3 separate regions of the Homo sapiens genome follow, and all the other regions are linked to region 2. A link is a loop called in an ENCODE intact Hi-C map of the cell type or tissue named here. Cell type or tissue: PC-9. All regions are shown on one strand.

Region 1 (5,000 bases), 130 kb after region 2:
ATGTGTACATTGTGGAATAATCAAATCAGGGTAATTAGCATATGCATCATCTCAAATATTTATCATTTTTTGTGGTGAGAACATTTAAAATTCTCCCTTTCAGCTGTTTCAAAATATTCAACACATTATTAATTATTAACTATATTCACCTTCTTCCTTTGGGTTGTGATTGAATTACTTAAAGGCAACTGCTCTATCTATGAGCTTTAAGGATAGGGATGCTGCCTTATAATCTTTGTATTCCTAGGTTCTTAGATAGAATCAATTCAAAAATTCTTTATGGTACAATGAAAGAATGAATGCAAGACTGAATGAATATACATAACTTGCCTTCAAGCCAGAGAAAGTTTCTTCCTTAAGATCAAAATACCAAGACTGGAGACTATATTTGACTATGCTTTAGTCATAGTTATAGAATGAAGTGCCAGCCAGAGATCCAATCACTTTAGCAAAACCAGTATCTTCAAACACACGACTGATTGGCATCAGCAATTCCATCAAATAACTGACCATTTTATGCTTTAGAATTTCAACTTTCCTATTGGTATTTGGAAAATCTATTAAAACTATATGTGAGAATCCCCAGCCATAGCACTGGACAGCAGCTCACTTAAGAAAGTTGGCTCTCCTGACACCCTGCCTTGGTGCAAATCCTAGCTTTGCTGCTTATTAACTTACCCTCTTTAAGCCTCTGTTATATCATCTCTAAAAGGAAGAAGAGAGTACCTACATCATGAGCCCCAAATGCTTATGTTAATAGTAACCACTCAATAAACGTTAGCTATTAGCGTGTCATAATAGCTAGTTGTGGCAGAGACTACTGATTGCTTGCTTAATATCAGTTCTCTCCTTCATCCTTACTAACAGAATATCATCTATATTTGGGGAAGCATTGTACCTAATTAAAATATTTCTCAGTCTTTGTTTAAAGTTTTTTATTTTTAATTATTATAGATATATACTAGTTGTGCATATTTGTGGGGTACATGTGATGTTTTGATGTGAGCATATAATGGGTAATGATCAAATCAGGGTAATTGGGTGTTGCCCTTTCCTTCTACCTTTCTTTATTCTGCCTGGAATTTGCATATGACGGCTGTAGCTGAAGCTACCATCATGGACCATTAGGCACTCTTGAGCATGAAAGCAATGTGCTAAAAATGGCGGATCAGAAATACAGAAGGAATTTTGAGTCTCTTCTTTTGAAACCAGCTCTGGACTATAATCCTTCAAATTTCTCTTACATGAGAGAAAAATTAAAATCCATCCTGTTTAAGCCACTGTTATTTTATTAAGTACACTGCTGGAACTAATTCTAAGTAATGTAGAACTCATAAATATTGGTGTTTTTTTCAGATTTTAAAACAATTTTAAAGTGAAAAATTTAACACTTAAATTAATACCCATTATGTGAAAGGTACTGAGATATATTTTTTTCTATTTAGCTCTCATAAGATTCTAGAGAGATGAAATTACTATTTTCCTTTATAGATGTTAGGAAAGTTGCAGTTCAGGTATTAAATAACATGAGCAAAAATATGTGACAAGCAGATCAAAGCCAGGTATGCCTAATTCAAAACCTCCTTTCTACCCAATAATAATTGAATATGCCTTAGGGAATACACACAGCTTATTTTCCTACTCAACAGATATCATTGAAAATACAGGGAACACAAATTATTTTTCTACTATAACCAACACAGATGAGTCATAGAATAGGATTTAAAAATCATGTGGATTTAAAGAAAACATGAGACACCAAGTTCAATTTGTAGGGAGGCACATCTAATGTTAGGAATTCTTAGGAAGTAAAAAGTTTGAGACGCACATTTTTCTACCACCTCCTGGGAACATAGGTGGTTGTCTTGACCCTCAAAGTTCCTTGAAAAATAATCAGCCTCCGGAGGTGGGTGGGACATTTCCATGGGTGATTTGCTGCTGAATCATCAGCCCATAATTCACTTACCTCCACTTCCGGCACTATCCTCATCCCTGGAGAATTTGCCTCCTCCTATCCATTTACCCTTCCTTGGCAATAGAAGTATCTTGACCTCAGTGTGGGAAATGCAGCTTCTGAAAAGCCTCAGTTTTGTCAGACAATGAGAGCTGATATTATCATCATTAGTAAGAGAAAGCAATGTGCAGCCTCATGGTTGGTGATGCTTCATCCTCAGATACTTTCTCAGCCTCCTGCCCTTCCTTCCATGGCTCTCTGCCACCTCTCACAGAGGTTTCCCTTTGTTTGATGGAAAGCAGGGGGGCCATTAAAGCCTGCCTTGGGAACATCAATGTGCTGCAGAAAAGCCTTGTTTCTGCCCAGAGGCAGCATGGTATAGAAGACAGAACCTGACTCACCTGTTACTGTGTCTCCTAAAAAGCAAATTACTTTTCAAAGCCAATGTTACAAAGTTACTATTAATTATTTTTATTATAAAAGTAATACATGCTACTATACAAAAATAAAAGTAAAAAGCAAAAAATAAAAAGTAAAAGTTAACCTTGCCCTCAAGGCCATTTCTATCTACTAGAAACATCCACACCCACATCTTACTATTGTCCATAAATTCACAAGTGTATATAAGTATATGCATAAGTGCTTTAGTGGGGAGTCTACTATATATATAATCCTGCCATTTTCTAGTTCACTTAACAATATATTTTGAGCATCTTTCCAAATCAGTCCATTGCCTTTTTCAATAACTTCTGTAACAGTTGTGAACTAGAATATCACAGACTGGGTAACTTATAAAGAACATATATTTATTTCTTACAGTGCTTGAAACTGGAAAGTCAAAGGTTAAGGAGCCCACATCCAGAAAGAGTTTTCTTGCTTTGTCATCCCGTGGTGGGTGGCAGAGGAGTAAGGGAGTGCACACAAGAAAGAGGGGAAAGAGGCTGAACTCATTCTTTTATCAGAAATCCACTCCTGTGATAACTCACCCACTTCCACCACAGTGACATTAACCTACCTATGAGGGCAGAGCCCTCATCCCTAGTCATGTCTTAAAAATCCTGCCTCTCAAGGCTGTTGTCTTGGAGATTAAGTTTCCAACACATGACCTTTGGGGGACACATTCAACCATAGCAGTATCTCATTGTATGGATACACCATAAATTATAAATTCATTTTCCATTGATAGAAACCTAGATTGTTTTCAGTTTGTTTTAAATTCACAAAAATATTTGCCAAATACTTGATAGAGTCAAGTTGTCTTCAACAAATAGCCAAAGAAAAAGAACCCCAAAGGAAAGCATATATTAGTTAAAAAGAAAAGACTCTAAGTGTCCAGCATATGTATTAAAAAGTTACTAAACCTCATGATTCATGAAATATAAACTAAAGAACCCTTGATGGGATGTCATTTTTACCCATCAAATTGGAAAAAAAATAAAGTATATAATAAACAATATTACCAGGGTGTGGGGAAAAGTCACAATCGATTTTGTGCAATCCTTTTTGAAGGGCAATTTGGTGGAATCTTGTCACAATTTTACATGAACATAGGCAGGAATATATAAATATATGTATGTGTGCACACATATATGTGTATATATATGCATGTGTGCACACATATATGTGTATATATATGCATGTGTGTACACATATATGTGTATATATATGCATGTGTGTACACATATATGTGTATATATGGGCATGTGTGTACACATATATGTGTATATATGTGCATGTGTGTACACATATATGTGTGTATATATGCATGTGTGTACACATATATGTGTGTATATATGCATGTGTGTACACATATATGTGTGTATATATGCATGTGTGTACACATATATGTGTGTATATATGCATGTGTGTACACATATATGTGTATATATGTATGTGTGTACACATATATGTGTATATATGTATGTGTGTGCACATATATGTGTATATATGTATGTGTGTGCATATATGTATATATGTATGTGTGTGCATATATGTATATATGTATGTGTGTGCATATATGTGTATATATGTATGTGTATACATATATGTGTACACACACACACATATTGACATTTATTGAAGTTTATAATTGGAATAGTTACCTAACAACTCTGAATTGTCATTGTCACATATGTAAGAAGAGAATAACAATACTTACATTGCCAGGTTGTTATTGTTAGAGATCATATACTTAAAGTTCTTGGAATGGTGCCTGAGCATAGCCAGGGTTTAGTAAGAGGCAGCTATCATGATTCTCAGGAAATCCAATTTCTTCTCATCTCAGCTGGAGACATAGATTTGGTGACTCCTTTACAATATCAGACTAGGGGGAAGCAGCATGAAACACAGGCATAGCCCCGTAAAGTCAGAAGTCTGGTCTCCTAACCCCGCCTTTGCCACTTGCCACTGTGGAGCCCTGGAGAAGTCACTTAACCCTATCAGATCTTCTTTTTCCTTTCTGTAAAATAAAGAAAGTAATACTTTACTACCATTTTGCAAGGTCCTTGCAAACAGAAATAAGTCTAGGTTTATATAAATTACTTAGTGAGATGATTTAAAAATACCACCCAGAAGGAACCTAGACAAATCACCTGTCAACTTCCACGAAATCACATTTGATCCTATCATTACTATTGGGTTTTGATGTATGAATGGGAGGTGCCATAGAACCATTAGCAATAGATGTTTATTTTTTTCCTGTCCATTTCCCAAAGTATTTTCCACAGTACTGACATTCCCTAGTATGTTAAAAGATACAAAGTAAGGAAGAAAAACATTAAAAACAACAACAACAAAAAAAATTAAAAAAAAACCTTTAGGCCAAAAGGGTATAAAAGACTTGACCAAATAAATTTAAACAGTCCTCCTTACTTTTCTTTAAGCAGACTTTTCACAATACTATTCTATGTGGTAAAACTCTTAGGGAGATATAATATGAGTCTTCAACTCATACTTGACTATAGATGCCTTTTGCATGAAACACCTCAAAGAGCTGAGTTCTGTTGAACTCAGGCAGCAAAAAGGCTGTTATGAAGCATCTTTCTAG
Region 2 (5,000 bases):
GAGCAGATTTTCAGCAGATGGTGGTGGTGGTGACAGAAGTGCCTCTTTGTGCCTCCAGAAACTCAAGGTCTGCTCAGGCTTTTACCTTTTGACTTTTTCAACACCAAGAGGCCAGGCTAGTGGGTCTAGTGCCTGGAGTCACACAGCTGATTGAGAGGCTGTGTACACATCATATGCCATAAGGGATAAATGTGATTGACGTGTTTTTAATCATTTCGGCTTTATTGCTGTTTGTTCTGGTCAACCCCATTATCTAAATTAAGTTCATGCTTTACATAATGTCTCATTTCATAAAGTCAGAGAAAGCTTTTTAGTTAAGTCTCTCTACCTTTTTAGCAGGGCCTAGTGAAAAGGGATCTGGCCTGAAAGTGTAGAGCCCATGGGCCTAGGCAAGACAAACATGCTTCAAGCTCCTCATTCCGCAGCCTTGCTGGGTGTATATGGGCCCCTCCCATCTCTCTAATCCCTCCTGCTCCCTGCTCTTGCCCACACATCGCAACTCCCTGCTCCTCCCTCTCTTTAATCCATTTAGACCAACTGAATTTTGTAGATTACATCCCTCTCCTTTTTTGGGACCTCACATGCAGAGGGTTGGGCATACCTTAATTTAAGGAAAACGCTCATCATTAATCTAAGCAAGGTTCCGCACTTGCTTTGTTTACTTATTTTCTTTTACACGAATTCCCCTTTTCCCTTGCCCTTCCCTGAAACAATCACTCTCTGATGTGTTTGCTGTATTGGTGGACTTTTCTGTATTTACAAATATTTAATTTATAAAGAGTATTTTGCTTGATATTCTCTTAACCTCCCTCTTAGAAGTTATTCTTTGACTCATTAACCTAAAATGGCTTTTTATTGTCTACCAAATTCAGACATTCTAGGTTTCAATAACCCCACTTGATTTTTCAGAAGAAAGTGAAGGAACTGGGTCAGTGTCACAGCCCGTGAGGGCAGAACTAGAACTGGAACCCAGGTTTCTGAATCTCAATTATGTCTGAGTCTCTCTACTGCCCCTTGAAAACCTTACATCTTTGGACTTTTCAGTTTAAAGAATTTCTTGCACTTTGGGGGTTTGCAAAATATAAGAAATCTGTGTAAAGTAAAATATGGAAACTGAAATGGGGGAAAGGAAGGATAAGAAAAAGGAATTGGGCATCTCAGAATACTCCAAGCGAAGCTACATCAATTCTCAATTTAGTTTCACTCAGTCTAACAAATATGGGTCAGGCCTTAGGCCAGGAGCTATTAATACAGCAAGACATATTCCTATCCTCAAGAAGCTCACTGTCTTGGAGAGGCAAACTTACAAATAAAGAGCCAAACAGTGTATCGGGGCTATAATGGAGAGAATTCACGGAACACCATGAGGGCCAAAAGGTCAGAGAATTTAGGCCTCCCTGGAGTCCAGGGTTGTTGCTACAGAGGAGATGAGTAGGGGACAAGCAGGTGGTCAAATCCAAAGTTCGTTCTGTGCAAGTTCAAATGCACGGCAGACACAGCCTGGTATGTTTGGGAAACTCTAGGTATTTCTTTCTGGCTGCTAATAACAAGGAGTTTGTCACTCCTTTTTTCTGCTTGGATTCATCATCTCAGCAAGCAGGTACTGAAACCACATGTTCCAGCTCTGGTCTGAGGTTGTAACTTGTGGCGAGCTTCAGCCCAGAAGAAAGGGCTTACTCCAGCGGGATACTTAGGCTTATCACATTTGGGCCAAATTTTAACCTGCATTGCCAAGAAGCTTCATCCAGTTAATGGTGGCTGGATGGGTAATGAGCCCTGTGATCTCTGGCTTGGTGCCTAACAATGTCATTGTTAAACCGGCTTCCTCAGCTCATTTAACTTCCCACAGGCCTAGGGAAGGGCACAGTCTTTGTATCTATCTTTAGTTGGTACAACAGCCTCACTCTCAACTCACATGGTTCTAGCCAAGCCATAGCCTAGTGCCTTGGTGATAAGCACTAGAGCTGTCAGGCTGCACCGTCTGGAGATGAGCAATCTTTCATCCAGCCTGAGCTAGGTACCACTACTTTGTCGCCCTGTGCTTTTTGAGCAACTTAAGCTAGGCTCTGCTGCTCAGAGGTGAGAGTGTCTCTCTCTGTTCTGGATAGATCCCTAGGGGGTCATTGTTCTGCTCCCAATAAGGGATACTGCTTCCTTCCTCACTCTAGCAGGACACCCACATGCCCTCCATCTCACATGATAGACATTAGTGCCTCTGCTTCATTCCCTTTTCTCTTATTTCTGGGATACCTTTTCCCTGTCCTCTCACTCAGAGGATAATTCCACTTTCAGCTGCAGGTCCATTGCCTAGTGAGGCCATGGCATATTGTATTTTCATTCTGAGGCCAGACCCAACATTGCATCACTTTCTTTCACACAGCTCCAGCCCCACAGTGCATTAACAAGGAATGGTCTTTAACGATGGGCTTAGTGGGGATGCTGGGGATGCTGTAAAGAGCATTTGCATTGTGCACCACAAGACAAGGTTTCTTAAACATTCCTCTCAGACATTAATTTTGGTTCCAAATTTATTTCTGGATGGCAGCTGTCTCATTCTAATTTTTTCTTCCTCTATGGCCTCTAATCTATTCTGCTTATAAGCAAACATCTGCTTGCAGACACACAGAGCAAAGCAGAATCCAGCCCAGCTAGCCCATAGCACTGTTTAGGAATGCATCTTGGAGGTCTCATGCTCAACTCTATCAATTTTTCAAGGTATTTATCCCCCACAAACAGTTCTCTGTTTAGGGGTAAATGAATAATTTGCTACTAAGAAAATATGATGAAAAAAAAATCCCAGATTTAGCCTGGTATTTAACTTGCTGCTTTCTGTCCTCATGAGACTCTCCATGCTGTGAGCTTATAGCTTTTAAGGCCAATGACTCATTCAAGCAATATTTGTTGAAAGCCTGTGTGTCACTGTGTGTCAAGCTCTTGATTAGGTGTGGAACATGTAGGGGTGTTAAGTAAAGTTTTTATCTTTATGAAACTGACCTTCTAGTGGGGGAGATAAACAAAAAACATGTAACAAGTAAATGAGTGAGGTAATTAGGGATGATGGTAAGCCCCACTTAGAAATCAATATTGGAATACTTAACTGAGTACCAGTTACTGTGTGCCAGGCCCTGTGCTAAGTGCTTTGCCCATTTCTATGATCTGAATGTTTGTGCTCCCCTCAAAGTTCATATGTTAAAGCCTAACTGCCGATGTGATAATATTATGAGATGGGGCCTTTGGGAGATGATTAGGTCGTGTGGGGGCAGGGGAGCCATCATCCACAGGATAAACGCCATTTTAGAAGAGGCCCCAGAGAGCTGCCTCATCCTTTCCACCATAAAAGGACACAAGTAGAAGGTGCTATCTATGAGGAAATGACTTCCCAGCCTCCAAAACAGTGAGAAATAAGTTTCTGTTGTTTATAAGCCACCCAGTTTATGGTATTTTGTCATAGCAGCCCAAACTTAATAAGAGACTCTTGTTAATTCACTTAATCTTTATGAGATTAAGGTACGTCTCTATCAACCCACTTTTGTAGCAACCTTCTGAGGCAGGTGAAACAGATATTTTTATCTGCATTCTAAAATCTCATCAGAGAACTACTCAGCCAAAGCCACAGAGCTAGTAAATAGTGGGATCAGGATCTGGGTCTTTGTGGTTCTAAATCACACACCCTTAGTCACAACAATACTGTTTCATGTGTTGATGGGTTGATTAGAGAGCACTTTGACGGGAGAATACTGACCTCTGAGGTTAGGGAGGGCTCTTGTAACATTACCTATCTATATGCTGTAATAGATTGCACATGCTCCCTGGTACTACAATTGTTAGTGTGTGTATCCATTTTTTTCCTTATGGCTGTAAGCTCATTGAGGAGCAAGAATTGTGGCTTGTGCATTTTGTGTGTGTCCCCTCTATTTGTAGCTTGGTGCCTAGACAATGAACATTGAATTGGACTAAAAAGCTGTAGTAGCACTATCCAACAGGAATATCAAGCAAGCCATACATCTAATTTTAAAATTTCTAGTAGCCACAAGACAAAAAAGAAGAAACAATGAAAATTAATTTTAATAATATACTGTAATTTCAACATTCATCAATATGAAAATTATTGAGATATTTTATATTATTCTTTTCATACTAAGTTTTTGAAATCTGGTATGTAATCTACACTTACTCCACATCTCAGTTAGGACTAGCCACATTTCAGTTGCTCATTAGCCACATACGTGGTTAGAGACTATAGCACTGAACAGCACAGAACAATATTCCTGAGATGAATGAGGTGTGGATGCACGCCAGGTAGACCAGACTAGGTGTTAGATATTCAAATTCCAAAACCACTTTGGATCAAGCCCTTGAGACGTCTCATAGGAGCAAAGGGTTTTTTTCTATCACTGGCCTTAAAAGTGGGTACCCTTCTGAAGGTAGGAGTCAATGAGGCCTAATGGAAAAGGAATTAATTTTAGAAAGGTCTCTTATTAATTATGTGGCTTGGAACAAGTTACTGAATCCTTCTGAACCCATTTTCCTCCTCTGTAAAAGGTGGACCCAAAAAATCTCTTGTAGAGTTGAAATGTATTTACATGCCTGGCACCAAAAAAGCACCCAATAAATAATAGCTTTCATTAAATATTTTATTTTGTACTATCAGATACCTTCTTTATTTAATAGACTAAAAGGCTGACAAATGAGATCCCTAGATGATATGCCATCCAACAAATATTAATAGAGTACCTACCATGTCTCCAACACTGTTCCAGGCACTTAGGACATATCAGTGAACAAAATAGACCAGGAGGATGTGCTGTCCCAGACAATCAACACAAGGCTCTGATGTGAGTACCTCGTAACACAATCTTCAGGCAAAACTAGCATTTTCAATATGAATCTCACATCAGAAGAGAAACAATGCTAGAGGTGCAGCAAGAACAGAGATCCTTTTGGCCTGTGTGTGGTACCTGTAAGGAAATACTGCACAAGCGCTGGCACTGCCCTACCCC
Region 3 (5,000 bases), 82 kb after region 2:
AATGGGAGAAACATTCCTCTTTGGAGTAATTCACAAAGACATATTGATTGCCCCTGTTGGAGGCCTTGAAAGAGGATACAGGAAAGGTAAAGACTAGAGATCTATTCTTTCATTTGGAATGCAACTATCATCAGCTACTTTTGCAGGACAATGGAGCACTCCCAAAACTGGCACTCAAATTGGCCAATCTGAGCACATTACCAGGGCCAGCAATACGTGCAAATTTGAAATTGGAAAAGGGACAGTGCTTGGGATGGCATAAAACTAGGGACAAAGTCAGAAAGTCTTGGATGCCACTTCTAACATCGTGCCCCAACCACAGCTACTGAGAGCCTACGTGGAGTAATGGCAGAAGTCTTACTCTCAGAGACACTGGAGTTTTGTTCTGGTGCTATTATTAATCTTCAACAAGACATTAGCAAGTCACTTCTCTTCTCCAGGCTTCAGTCATCTTATTTGTAAAAGCATTAGACCACACTAATGCTTCTCAAACTTCAATGTGCAAACAAATCACCTAGGGATCTTGTTAAAGTGTAGATTCTGATATATTAGGTCTAGGGCAGGGTCTGAAATTCTGCATCACTGGCAAGCTTCTAGATTATGCCAGTGCTGCTGATGAGTGGATCATACTTTGAGTAGCAAGGGACCAACCAGCAGATTCCCTTAGGCCATCTTTCAGGTTCGTGATTCTGATTCCATTCTTTGACTCTCGAAATCATGAACACTCCATTTCCCTACTACCTCCTCTAAAACACAAATAATTCACCAAGTAAAGATGCTTATGAAGTTTCCAATGTTTGTCAGATGTTTGTCAAGCTTAAGAAACCAAGCTCTATACACTGACCACATGCAAATGTGTAGCTCTTACCCTGACCTACGTGGGCCCTGAGATGTGTGTCTTGTGAGAGAGGTAACATTTGGATTCTTTCCCAGGCAGCCAAACCATACCATGCAAAAAGAATTTGAATCTGGAAAAACAATGAAAAACTTTTCCTTTAGCAAATCAGCTCAGTAGAGCAGCACCCAACACTGCAAGTTATCCTCCTAGCAATTAGCATGCAAATGACTTTTGACACCCATTTGCTAATGTCAGCTTAATGCAGACATATGGGAGGATATTGAAGTAGAAAGCTACTGCCCTTTTAGATGACAGCAATTATTATTACATTTCCAGGAACTCCTTTCTGTGTTCCCATAGCAACTCAGATCAATTTAGCTTTACTGATACACTGAACAGGTTTAGTTTTGGAGAGGGAGTAGTTAAGGCCATCCTCAAGTAGAAATAAGTAGTTGGCCGCACAATCTGTCATTTCACCCCCACTTTCACCCTACTCACCTTGTATGAAATTCCCTCTTTATGGGAGTTGCAATGCTGCTTTTTAGTTCCGGCCAGACATATTTTAGTCTTATAAAAATATACATTTTTTATTCCAGAACCTTGCCGCCATTTCACCATCACTTTGGAAAGCTGCTAAGTTGTGTTAGTATAGACAGAATACAACTGTTTCTTCATTATCCTGTCACTTATTGAGCATGCAAATTTTCTATTTCATTTATTTGGAGCTTGAAGGATTTTCTTACCTGTGAGAGTTCCCGTTCCCAGTGTATATGCTCCTGTGAAGAGATTTATTGCATTACAGATAGCTCTAGACTGGAAGTCAGGATATTGTGGTCTCACTTGGGTTTCGTAACTGAGGAATGGTGATACCTTTCTGGAATCACTTCCTTCTTCTCGGCCTCCTGCAAAATGGAAACATAAGAATAGGTCTTGCTAGAGTATCTCCTTTCTGCTAGTAATATCTCTTAACTGTAAAACAGCAAATATTAGCATTTGGGATGGTGAGGTCAAGGTATGCATTCTCATGGATGAAGAAATGTAGAAAAAGATTCTGTACCATCTCCTCTGTCTTTCTCCATCTTTACCTCGCCCCTCTTTCTCTAACAAGAATTTCCTTCTACATTTCCAATTACACAGCAAAATTTCCATGTCTACTGACAGAAGCAGCTTAGCTTGGGAGGGAATGTATGGGGAAGAGGGGGTTACTGAAAGCCTATAGACCCCATACTGAACTGCCCTGTAGCATTTAGATGTTTGGAAAATCAGTTACTCAAATGTAGATTGGAGATGTTGAATGGTGTGAGTATGGGTATAGACCCCATCATGTGGGCTTCTTTGATCACTCATAGAACACCAGTTTTCCTGTCTGTTTTATTCCTGGCTCAGCCTAAACATAGGAGTAGCTATTTAACCTTTTTTTCCCCAAAATCTTAAATGGGTTTGTGCATCCTCTGGAAACCCAATTTTACTATTACCCTGTACTTGGCATCCATAATTTAAAACTGACATATAAGTTAGGCATCTCTTAATAAGGAATTCAGGCAGATTGAAAATCAAAATGATCTATTCCATTACAAATTTAGGCAGTATAATAACAGGATTCATCATTATCTCCTATATGCACATTTTTTTTCTGTTTTTATGTGTATCACTAGGCATAGCACAGTGAATAACCACCCCCCGACTTCCCTGCAGCACCCCTCATTAGTGTGAGGGAGTCCTGGGGGGTCTATGGCAACATATTTTATTTTCTCATTTGATCCTCACTTCAGCCTTTCAAAGCTGTGTTCTTTTCTTCAGCCCCAAGGGAATTCAGGGTACTCAAAAAACTAGGTCACAAATTGCATCCATCTCTTAGAAGAAAGGAGTGAAATGACATTGTTGTTCTCTCTGCTCCTCTTATCCAGAGATAACAGTGAATATGTGCTGCTTCAGAGGAATAATTATGAATGTGTGAAAATCTACTGTGATTCAATAACAGTGCACATTAGTCAAAAACCCTTTAGAGGAGCTGAAGCTTATAGTCTACCTAAAACCAAAAACCTCTAGACCTGGAGACTGAATGGATAATGAAATTTAATCACAGTCATCCTGTGAGTCAGAGGTGAATAAGCTTGCAGCCCTGGGAGTGATCCAGGTGCTTATGGCCTTGTCTCAGGCAAAGAGATCTCTTCAGTAGCTTTGCCGTGAGAAGGGCTTCTCCAGCTCCTCTCCCTCTCATGAATTTTTACCTATACCAGCACCATTCTCATCCCATGAAAATGAGATTCCAAGGAGCTCCTCCTCATATTGCAAATTAAGCACCTGGTAACCCTTGATATTTTGGATATATCTCAGTTCCCTGGCCCATATGTGGAGTCCTGGTTTAAGAAAAGTTTGCTATTTTGGAGAACTTCTTTGACTAATGAGGGTGAAGAAGGAAAAGGAGGGCAAAAATGTCTTACCTGCCTGGCCTATCTCCCTGGCCCTTTCTGGCCTTGAACAACAGATCTGCTACAGAGGCTTCTGAGCACAGAGCCCACTCATCGTCCCCCGCCACAGCTCTCAGTTACAGCCATACAGCCATCTTCATGATTAGCTCTGGACAACTATGTTCCTGTTTCTGAATGCCTTAAAGGGACCCTAGGAGAAGTTCAAGCAAGGTGGGGCACCCATGCATGGTGGCAAGATGTGTGGGTACTCTGAACTATGCTATCTGAAAAGCCAGGTTGCTGTTTGCTAGTAGGCAGCACAGGGTAGTGGACTCAGCAGAGCACACAGCTATGACAGTAGGCTTTGGAGAGTCAGGTAGAGAAGTGCATCATGACAAAATAGCCACCAGTTATACCTGTGTGTGTATGTCACTTATCCAAGATCACTAATTAGTGGCTGTGTTTATTCTAGTTAGAAAACCTCCTGAACTCACTACCCTATGAGATTTCCATTAGAACTTTAATTGCAATTGGCTTAGAGCATTCTAAAGCTGTTTTCAAAGCAAGACTTTGAAATCCCTTTGTCAGACCCTGTTCCTCCACCCCTAGACTGGATTCCCCAGGTGACACTAATGGGGAGTGAGGTAAAGGAAGGTGTCATTACAAGTTTCCCACCTCCAGGGGATGCTCTATCTTGGGAAAAGACCTGCAGAACCCTCTGAGGCACCTGGTGGATTTTAGATCAGGGACACTGCTGCCCCTCACATGCGTCCTATGAAAGGAGATAAAACGATTGATCTCAGTATCCTTTCCCATCCCCGGGGCATTGGGTCAAGGTTGTTTAAGGATCATGTGGTTTCCAAGTAGTTTAGAATTCCAGCTTATCTCTCCCCATTTCATCACTCAGCTTTAGAATGCTCTAAGCCAATTGCAATTAAAGTTCTAATGGAAATCTCATAAGGTAGTGAGTTCAGGAGGTTTTCTAACTAGAATAAACACAGCCACTACTTAGTGATCTTGGATAAGTCACATACTTTTTCTGCAGCGATCTATATACAATGTAAAGCCTGTAGGATTAAAACAGAAATAAAATCCTTAACACTTCTAATATCCTACGAGTGTAAATGATCATTCCCATGCAACCCCCTACAAACCCTCATCACCACCCCAAATTCAGCTCATCAGAAAGAATTAGCACATACTTAATATTTATTCCTCCTATTTTTTTCTCTTGAAGAATTGTGAAGTTATAGAACTTGAGAGTTGAAATGGGTCCCAGGAAGAAAATGGCAGTAGCTGTGCAGTGGATGTCTCCCTCGCTGTGTGAAGAAAATGTGTATCTCTAGATCAAAGAGGCAAGAGCCGGTCATCATTGCCAGTTTTCAGATCAGGAATTGGAGGACTTTAGAAGAAAGCACAGGTGCCTTCTTACCCCTAGGACAGGTTATGGCATTTTCCTCTGTCAACCACAGTCTCTTGTTGAGCTATTCCCCTAAACAGTGATTCCTTCTCCCCAACCTATATTCTCTTCTTTGCCCTGCTCCATCTAAAATCTGCTCTCAGGCCCTTCCCTGCACAAATTCTTCATTCCAACTAAAGTATATGCATTAAAATTGTACTCTATACTGAAGGCTTTGGAATTTAACCTCATTTCATGCCTAGGGAACACATTATAGGGGCAGATCCATATTTGAGCATAGGCTTCTCCACAGAAATCCTCCCTGCTCCAGCCACATCCTCCCCACTCCAGT

Evidence for each region. Hi-C counts contacts between places; a loop is a spot of excess contacts. Peaks named below come from ENCODE experiments on the same cell type or tissue, not always from the same donor. Only the 100,000 strongest peaks of a DNase experiment are listed, where the experiment ranks them.
Region 1: a loop joins it to region 2, with 4 times the contacts of the local background. A loop is called at or near these places in 5 of 110 quality-filtered maps.
Region 3: a loop joins it to region 2, with 2.2 times the contacts of the local background. A loop is called at or near these places in 3 of 110 quality-filtered maps.

What each region holds. Positions count from the first base shown.
Region 1 is chr1:163,033,937-163,038,936 of GRCh38, forward strand. No RefSeq gene overlaps it. Among named protein-coding and RNA genes, the nearest start is that of RGS4, 33 kb to the right of the region's middle. RefSeq lists an enhancer at 1,421-2,620. In PC-9, no CTCF peak of the experiment used is centred here; a DNase peak (open chromatin) is centred at 2,035; H3K4me3 peaks cover 688 bases; H3K27ac peaks cover 3,211 bases.
Region 2 is chr1:162,902,985-162,907,984 of GRCh38, forward strand. No RefSeq gene overlaps it. Among named protein-coding and RNA genes, the nearest start is that of CCDC190, 44 kb to the left of the region's middle. In PC-9, no CTCF peak of the experiment used is centred here; a DNase peak (open chromatin) is centred at 2,887; H3K27ac peaks cover 460 bases.
Region 3 is chr1:162,985,125-162,990,124 of GRCh38, forward strand. No RefSeq gene overlaps it. Among named protein-coding and RNA genes, the nearest start is that of RGS4, 82 kb to the right of the region's middle. In PC-9, no CTCF peak of the experiment used is centred here; no DNase peak of the experiment used is centred here; H3K27ac peaks cover 401 bases.